Linked DNA regions of Homo sapiens: region 2 is linked to region 1. Evidence: chromatin loops called from intact Hi-C (ENCODE). Cell type or tissue: IMR-90. All regions are shown on one strand. Region 1 has its middle 200 kb from the start of CELF2-DT. Region 2 overlaps LINC02663 (long intergenic non-protein coding RNA 2663).

Region 1 (5,000 bases):
AAACTGACGATGACATACTGAAGAATCTATTTGGGCTTTAATTACATAACATGTGGCTACTGTTGAGTTAGAAATGTAATAATATTTCTGTTGCATGCTGTGATTCATCTTGGATGGATATTCAGGGCCAGGGATATGAAAGCCTGATATCACTGATAAATAACTATAAACAAAAAGTCAGCCTTAACATGTTTTTCAATGGGTCAGCCAACGGAAGCATTTCTTATCATCTTACCCTGTATTTTCCAGCATCCACAAACAATTTTACTCTCTCTTCTGAGCATTATGTGAGAAATAGTGAACTTTCAGTATTTCTTCCTGTTTTCACCTCGGTTTAGCTACTGACATAAACATTCTTTGAACCTGTTTTCAAATGGATTGAATAGCTTTTATAGCCAAAATCAATGTCATATTAGTTTGAGACTGGTCAAAATTTAAAGAGTTAAGAGTTCTTGAAACTTGTTCTCTATCAGTGTATGAATATCCTGGATTTTTCTTGTGCTTTTATTCTTTGGGGGAAACTAGGGAGGAATTGCAACATATGAGGCAATTCCCCTTGAACGATCCTAAATATTAACTTGTAGCCGCTTGCTTCTGAACAACCACGGAGAAATAACCAGAGATTAATAAATGTTGCTCAATTTCATGGTTGTTCTTGGGCAAGTTCCTCCTCACAATATTTTGAGTGTACACAGCAGCTGCTGCACGCTTAAAATGAAAGGTTTTTCACGTTCACCTCTTAGCCCCTGTAATATTTCAGCTAAGCCTGCCTGAGGACTTCCTCTCTTCCTTTGATGGAAATAATAAAGTATGATGAGTTTGCAATAACAGCTCTCCTTTCCACCACCATCTTATTTCTTAGAAGTGGAACAATAGCTCCTTGTACTGCTGTGAATAAGACCCTTCAGAACAGTGGAGTTCAGACCAAGAAGCTGGAATGGGGCTTTGTTTGTGCCAAGTGCTGTGGGGGTCATGGAAAGACATCTTGACACTGAGTTGCCATGGAAGCATTTGATGTTGTAGTGACACTTCTCTTTTTCGGCAAGTGGTTAATGTGCTCTCCAATTAACACATCAGAAAGCAAAGCTACTATGTCAAAAGATCATCTGGTAGATTCCAAGGCTCTTGCCTATTTCTCCCTCCACCATTGCTGGTTTGTTTGCACTTTTTTTTTTGTCAATTTAGCATTAAAATTTTCCTTAAAGAAAGACATCACTTGCTCCAAAGACCAGGGTCATGGAGAAGGGGGTCACTTTTACTACAAAATGAGACTTCTTAGGCACACAAATTTCCCTTTTGTCACGTGCTTCCTCATCTGCCTACCATGCCTGCAAATCTCTGTATTCGGAAGTGACTGACCTGCCAGGACACAGGGTGAGAAGCCACTACAGGGAATCAGGCCAGTGCTGGAGGATCTCAGCTTGCGTTGTCTCTGTGGTGCAAAGTCACCAGGCAGACGTTCAATGGTGGCAGCTGCTGCTGAGTTTTTAACTCACTGAGAAGTCATGCACATTTTAGTCTTATCTTAAGCCTGGGCAAATATCTAACTGTCTACTGGAGTCACTGGATCTGAGCCCTGAAGGGTGGACCTTTCCACATGAAGTCTGAGTGCATTTCTTTGCATGGATTGTTCTACCTTGGACATATGCAGGTAAATTGTGATATGAAGAGAATTTATGTCTCCTAGTGGCTGAGCTGGTACAGTGGACGTGGTTGGAGGCCGCTCAGACCCTTTTACCAGGCGGGTGCTCCCATGCACCCAGTGCTGTGTGCTGGCTGTTAATGGCTCACAGCTGTTCTCCTCTCCAGGGACTTTCCCTTGACCTCCACCCCCCGCAACTCTCCAGGAGCCTCCTCATCCCAGAGGTACCTGGGAGGCTACTTCTACTTGCAAACCCCATAGCCCTGGAGCAGGGCTGTCCTCAACAAATGATTGACTGATGTTTAGATACAAAGGTCTGTATCTCTTACCTGAGATGAGATGCTCTAGAACTTTCTGTGGGATGAGAATAAGGCTGAAATTCATCTGAAACCACCTCTTTACTTAACTATTCCCTACCTCACTTGCTTCCCTTCCTGCCTAATATGTTCCTGCTGGGGCACTCCCTCAATTCACTCCTTGCATAAGAATTCCTGTCTCAGCCTCTGCTTCAAGGGAAAGTGACCCTAGAAACGTGGTAACTAAATCTACTATGATGATGTTCTAACTTTCACAGTACAGTTATCATCACTTATATATCTATTTAACATTTGAAAAGTTAAAGGAATATACCTCATTTGTTAAAAATGCAGATAGGTGTTTACAACATTTGCCAGCAATTCCACTCCTAGGTATATATCCAAGATAAATGAACTCAAAAGGCCTTGGACATATATCTTCAAAAGGCCTTGGACAAGAATGTTCATAGCACCTTTATTCATACAAGCCAGAGCCTGGAAACCACGCAGATGTGTCTATCAGCAGAAGAATGTAAACATAAACTGTGCTGTGTTTATAAAACCGAATCCAACTCAGCAATAAAGAGCATGAGCTATGAATACACACAACCATAGTTGAATCTCAATGATATCTTGCTGAGAGAGACCAGATGCAAAAAGGAGACACTATATGATTCAATTTAAATGGAAGTCTACCGTAGACGAGTAATCCATGGTGATAAAAATCAAATCAGTGATTACTTTGCAAGAGGATGTGGAAATGGCTGGAAAGGGGCAGGAAGGAGTTTCTGGGACTGGAGAAGTATTCTGTCTTGATTTGCATTCATCAAAACTTATTGAAGAACACATTTAAGATCTGAGCATCTCACTGTATGTAAATTATACCTCAATTTTAAAAAGGCAGATGTAAAAAAAAATCTTTTTCTGAGTTTTGTTTATTTTGATCACACACTTGTGTTGAACAGGGACTATGACTAAGTTATTCAGAGTCCCCGACACAGATGACAGTGATTGGTGGCAATATGTTAGCATCCCTGTGTGTTCGTTCTGTAGAATTTTCCATTTGGGTTCAATTTACTTTAAGTTTACTTTGGATTACAGAAAGGGATAGAGAAAGATTGTTGATTCTCCAGGTTCCTTTAAAAAATGAATGTCATATAGGTCATGCTTTTGGATGACACTTTGCAAAAATGTAAAATGTTCTATCGTTCATTCATTTTTCTTCTATTACACATTTTAGTCTGCTTATGGCATTGCAGGTACTGAATTAGAGGCTAGGGAATATAAAGAAAAAAATAAATGCTGTCTCAGCCTTGAAGAATGAGGTGAAGGAATTGATTGTAGCCATTACAGCAATAAAATACTGGGAGTGCCTAAGAGAAGTACTGTACTAGGCATAGCAGCTGCTGAATGGAGCGGGTGGAGAAATCCATCTGGGGGTGCTAGGAAAAGCTTGCTAAAGTAAGTGGTGGTTGGAATAAACACCCACAGCATCAGTAAGCCACAGAGATGGCATGGGCTTGCTGAAAGGTGAACACTCTAGACTTAGGTAAACCAAAATTAAGACCTTTGCTCCAACACACACTATCACTTGGGCAATTTTCTTATCCTTTTTGAGCCTCCACTTTACTATTTTTAATCTGGGATAAAACTTACCTTGCAATGTTGCTATGACATCATACATAGCTATTGTTGTTATTATTATATCTGTGAAAGGTGACATATTTAAGTCATGATCATCCGTGAACAGTTTATCAATTAGCAACCCAATTTAACAGCAAGAAAAGGTTCCTGATGAAATTCTTTTGGGGGAATCAAAGGTAAGTTCCATTTTATTGCCATTTCCTGCTTCTAGAGGAGGCCTGGTTTCCTTGGCTCATGGCCCCTTTCTCTATCTTCAAAGCCAGCAGCATATTCAGCTCTCTCTGAACTTCTATTGTCACATCTCCTACTTACTCTCTGCTTTTGTCGTCACGCCACCTCTCTCTCTCTGACCCTTGTGCCTCTCTCAACAACCCTGTGATCACCTTGAGGGCATCTGGATAATCCCAGAAAATCTCCCCATCTCCAGATCCTTAATCAACCCTGCTAAGTCTCTTTGAAGCCATTCTGGTGGATCTGAGTAGCTGAAGGGTACAGTTGTTGAATGAAGGAGAGGCCAGGTAGGGCTGGGGAAATGCCTTGCCTGTCACTGAGGGAGCTGGAACCGAAGGCACTAAATAGTCCTCATGCTGACAACCTGAGATCTGTGTGTCTGGAAGTCAATTCTGTTTAGGGTATGCAGGGTGGTTTGAAGGGTCTGGGAACTGGAGGTGAGGCCAGAACCTTGGATGCCATTGCAATAGGACAGGTAAGGTATGAACTAGAAAATTCACCAATGCCCAAGATGGATTCCTTCCTCACTCCCCATAATAAGAGGAGCGATTTGAAGCAAGAAGATGAGGAGGGGAGGGAGAAGCATGACATTCTTGCTTTCGAGAGTTTTGACAGAATAGGTAATTGCTAAAGGAAAATAACCTACATGACACTCATTGGCAATTACTCACTTTGAAATTCCTTTAAATATTGCAATACTGAGGGCATTTTAGACTTGATAACATAAATATTTTATTAAAGAGCAAACAATTCACTGACTAATCTTACTGGAAGAAGATTCTCTCATTATGGAAACAGTGACAAATTATTTGTACATGGGGCACATCTCTTTAATATGCTCCTGTTTCTTTATGAAATTGAGGGATTAGTCGGATCAAGAAAAACGAAGGAGCAAAAACCACTATTATCAGGCTCTTGAGGTAGCTAGTATTAAATAAAGCAATTTGAACAGCATTTCTACAACAAGGGTCTAGGTAGCTTCTGTTTGATTTTTCCAATAATCAGAGGTCAAACAATTGTGAAGCATTTTTCTGGTGAACATTTATTATTTTAACCACCCCAGTTATGCAGATCTGTTTATGAGTTCAACTCTGGGTAAGTGGTTACAAATGCCCTTCAAACCAAAGAGAAAGCTCTTTCATTGCACTTGTAGTTTCTGTAATTCTAAAAAAAGACCTAGATATTCT
Region 2 (5,000 bases), 1.1 Mb after region 1:
TAACTTAGTAGAGCTAAGAAATACTGTATAAGATCACAAGATTAAACTGATACCTCCAAATCCAATCTAGTACTAAAGAGTTTTCTCCCCCTCTCCCCAATTATTTCCATACTCCTAATTTAATCACAGCAAAAATCCTGGCTCCAAACAGTAAATATAGTTATACAGGTGCTCAATTCTAAAATTTATACAAAAGCATACATAAATACTACAGCAAGTTAATACTACCATTCATAATAAACCTATTAAGTAACATTCAAAATTTCATTCAGTTTTGTTTTTCTTTAGACTATGTCTAATTCTAAATTTGTACAATTGGAGCACTATATTCAGAAATCACATATGTTTTCCAAGGATTATATTATCAATTTCATATAAAGCAAGTTTCCTTCATTTTTGTTTATATCCATATTTAGGATTTTCATGTTTATTTTGCTTTTGCTTTTATTTTTAATGTATACAATTACAACCTAGTTCACAAGCCAACATTATATAACATAGTCAGGTTTACTGGTTTACTTAGAGAAGACTTTCTCCTATCCATTCATCTCCACCATTGCCAGCTTCCCCACTCCCCACGTACCCATTTTCAATTGTTACTGGCTTATATCATAAGTTTCTTTTTGAGAAAAAAGTCAAGTTCTTATTTTCTCTCTTTTTTAAACCTACGTTTTTCAGGCTGCTTTGCTTTTTAAAACTATATTCTTATCAGTTCAGTTCATAGGATATTCTTCAATCTTTAAGCTGCTTATTACTCTATATATTTATAATATTTATTCAATCCATCTTTTACGGTTGAGCACTGAGGTAATTTTTTATATACTGCTATTCAAAAAACTGCTGCAATAAATAACCTTGTGCATCTATAGTTTTGTATTAGTGAATGTGTATTTTCAAAGTAAATTGTATTGCTGACTCAAAGGGTAAATGTAGATGTAATTGTGTTACATAGTGCCAAGCCCCCCTCCTTAATGTTAGAACATTTTGCATTCCATCAAAAATAAATGAGAGTGATCTTTTATTGACAAATGTATTTCTCATTGTTTTAACCATTTCCTATGACAGCAAGCAGAGTGTCTGCAATTTAGTGGCAATTAAAAACATGGTTTTCATTCTAGATACCTTCACCATTTGCATCTAAGTGCTTTCCAACAGGATGAGAAGAAAATTGTATATAATTTTTTTTTAAGTTTTGTAGAGCCATATTAGAGAGAGAATAAATGAACTTGGAAACATATTTGATAGCATTCTTTCAAATATCAGGCAATATTTTAAAAATTACCTGCCAATGAGTTTTTTCTCCAACCACATAGGAATTCAATAAAAATCTTAGTATTGTGGTATGTAAATCCCTGCACCTTTGATCATACATGTAAGAATATGGTAATAATCATGTGTTAATTCTAGAACCAGGATTTGAAAATAAACTGGGAAATGAGGACAAGAAATCTCCCAGGAACGCACAACCACCCTCCTACCATTTTGTTAGAGGTGACCGAGGGGACACAGGTCACAAAATGCTGCTGCTTAAGAGACTCACTTTCTATTAATGAGTGAAGGGGTAAGGCCCACATCAAGGGGCTGTTCCAGTTGAGAAGCTAACAGAGTATGTTATGCTGAGGACTAAATGCCAAAGTAAACTAAACACGCATTAAATAATAGCGCCTTCAAACTTTCGTACTGTCTCAAAACCAGGGCTAAACCCGCTTTTGAATTCCATCTCCTCGAGCAGTTTCATTTATACTTCTTAGTTGTTCTGTTGAATTATAACAGAAAAGACAAGATCATTTATAATGATATCCTAGCTGTTGACAACCTGCCATGATAAACCAATACTCCTAACATGAGTTTGCTGCATTGGTCACAAGCACTGAATAAACATTTATCAGAGTGCCTTGGATAGGTCTTTTAGTAAACAGTGGTTTAAAAACTATTTTAAAATGTATTCCTTTTGTATTTCTACTACCGTGTGAATCTGTTTTTCCATTCACATTCAAATGCTAATTGATGGTGTATATTCTTAGGAAATGTTGCTGTTGATGTTGGTTAATTCACAGTAACCAAGTGGTGCAAATTCAGATTATATGTTCAATTACTTTAGTATATTGTTTGCCTTCAGTACTTGTCATCAACCAAATGTTTTTTTGTTTTATATGTGCAATAATTTTTGTGGCAATTATGTTGCTATGAATCACCATGATATCAGCCTTCCCAAACGTTGTCCCTGTATTATATCACTTAACCCATTAATTTGTAACTTTCAAATATTATAACATTAAATGCCTTAGAACAACTTACATTTTTCTCAGTGGGCAAATAACTTAAATCTAAGGAATAGAGCAAAGTTATACTACTCTAAATAAATCCCAGTGTCATGTTAGTGGACACAATATAAAGTGAAAATAACAAAATGTAATGCATTAGCCTCCATCCTCTCCAAGGTACTCTTGTTCTGAATAGTAACAGGCCTGTTTTTCATGAAAATCTTTTTTTTTTTTTTAAAGATAATTTCTACCACAATCTTCTTCCAAAAATATTAACTTCAATCAAATTCTATTATACATTTTAACTATCAATTGATGCCTTGAAAGTAAGGTTTTAAAAAAATCTATTTTAATAAAAAAATTCACTGTATATTTTATGATTGTTTTACTATCCCTTTGCCAACAGCTCCCTCTATGTTCCACAACACAGATACTTCTTTTTCATCCTCTGGAATACACTCTTAGAAAAGAGCTTAAATAATTCAGTATTATATAGAGAACACCAGGAATATAGATTTTTTGATGCCCCTATTTTCAGAGGTGTGACTTTTTGTTTAAACTAGCCTTTTATTGTTTTTGTTCATTTTTAAAAGATTGATTCACTTAACTCCAATTTTAATTACATTTTACACATATGACTATCTTAAGTAGAAAGAACTGGGATCATGGAGGCAGACATAATATACTAACATATTTGACAAGTTTCCTTTCCCTGGAAATTATGTGTATTCCCTATTTATGTCAATATTTCACTAGTAGGATAAAATTAAGCTGGGTTGACTTTTGAAATGAAACATAGTTAAGGAGGAGGACATTTTGTTAAAACAAAGCTAAGTATCAGTTAGTGGAAAAAGCTAACAACCAACCCCAGAGGCCACCCCTAATCTAACTAAGCAATTATGGAAGGCTTACAATTTTGTGTGGGAAAAAAATACAGTTAAAACAATGATCTGTGAAATAAAATTTCACAGTTGTTTTCTTTGTGTTCAGTAGTATCAAATGCGTGAAAAAGTGACTGCCAAACCACACTTCCTGCAGCATCATTACTTACTCCCTGCTCTCTTTTCTGTGGACTTCAGAATTCTTAACACAATATTCCAAAGAGCCACAGGGTTTGCATATTAGATAAAAGCTACTAAGTTACATTAATATCTCCCCACTGGAAAATATATTTTAAAATTTTGCTGAAGCAAGTGTACTAAATTTTTGCTATAATAATTTGGAAGTTTATGCACCATGATCAAACTAGTTTGTAAAACTATTTTATACTGTATATAAATATTTTTTAATTTGTAGCTTAAAGTTAATTTCAAGCTATTCCGTCCCGTTTTATCAAGATTCCAATGTGATCTCTGATAAGGAATTTGTTCTAGATTACTTGATTACACAGAAATGTATACATTTAAACTTATATTTATATATAAATATATATGTATATGTATATGCATATGTATATTATGTATGTATATATGCGTGTATATATACACATATAATTATGTATGTATATACATATGTGTATATATGTATGTGTATACATATATACCTACACATACATAGACACACGTGTAATGATTTTTGTGGCAGTTTTATATATATATGTGTGTGTATGTGTATCTATCTATCTATCTATCTATCTATCTATCTATCTATCTATCTGTCTATCTATATGCATTGTACCTAAGTGGGATAGAAATTATAGAAAGTTGAGTATTATGAAACAAATATCTGTACCCACATGGAATGCATATTAGAACACCTCATTTTCTTACTTAAAATATTTTTCACAAAAACCTAAATTAAAGAGATATTCTTTCCATTTTAAAAACTGGTAAATTGAACATCAGAAAGTTTAGATAATTTACTTAAGTTACACAGCTAATGTATGTCAAAGTTGAAATGTGTCATACATTTGCCTGATTCCTAAGATAGGGTTCTTAACATTCCTGCGATATGGTCTCCTTTTCAAGTTGGCCCCTAAATGTGGTGCAAATGTTATTGGGAAAACACACCATACATGTTATTTGTAAACTATATGGTCTATGATCTTTGTAAATTACTTTGTTCAAACAAAATTGTACTAGAGGAAAAGACTATTGTCATGGTTACTCAAAAGGCTGCTGTCTCAAATATAAAAATGAGATTTACAAATTAAAAAATCCACATTCAAAAATCTCAAAAGGCTGGGCATAGTGGCTCATGCCTGTAATCCCAGCACTTTAGAAGGCCGAGGCAGGAGGATCACTTGAGGCCAGAAGTTCAAGACCAGCCTGGGCAACATAGCAAGACTCTGTCTCTAAAAAATAAACAAACAAAATCTCAGCAGCGAGGTCAAGAAATATGAACAGAGAATACACAGAATAAGAAATACAAAGATCTTATCAACAGAACGACACAGCAGTAGTCCAAGAACAGTAACTAAATAAGATGTTACATATTGCTTACCTACTGGCATAACATTTTTATAGATTTATAAAAGCTTGTGTTTGTGAGGATATAGAGTAAAAGAATCTCAAACAGTGATGACAGAATTATATATTATATAAACCATTTGGGAGGACTGTATATACATTTTAACTCAAGTATACTTTTAGTAATCTATCTCATAAATATGCAAGAAAATATGTACCAAGATGCATATTACAGCTTTATTTGTAAGAACCAGCTCAACTTGTTGAAATTTGGAAAATGTTTAAAGAAGATACTGATCATCCATGTTGTAGAATAAAAGAATGGAAT

The links. Peaks named below come from ENCODE experiments on the same cell type or tissue, not always from the same donor. Only the 100,000 strongest peaks of a DNase experiment are listed, where the experiment ranks them.
Region 2: a loop joins it to region 1, with 4 times the contacts of the local background. A loop is called at or near these places in 6 of 110 quality-filtered maps.

What each region holds. Positions count from the first base shown.
Region 1 is chr10:10,658,872-10,663,871 of GRCh38, reverse strand. It overlaps a transcript of CELF2 not described here. Among named protein-coding and RNA genes, the nearest start is that of CELF2-DT, 200 kb to the right of the region's middle. In IMR-90, no CTCF peak of the experiment used is centred here; a DNase peak (open chromatin) is centred at 2,491; H3K27ac peaks cover 1,675 bases.
Region 2 is chr10:9,606,467-9,611,466 of GRCh38, reverse strand. The region is part of intron 5 of LINC02663 (long intergenic non-protein coding RNA 2663); the gene reads left to right. Among named protein-coding and RNA genes, the nearest start is that of LINC02663, 270 kb to the left of the region's middle. In IMR-90, a CTCF peak has its summit at 2,679; no DNase peak of the experiment used is centred here.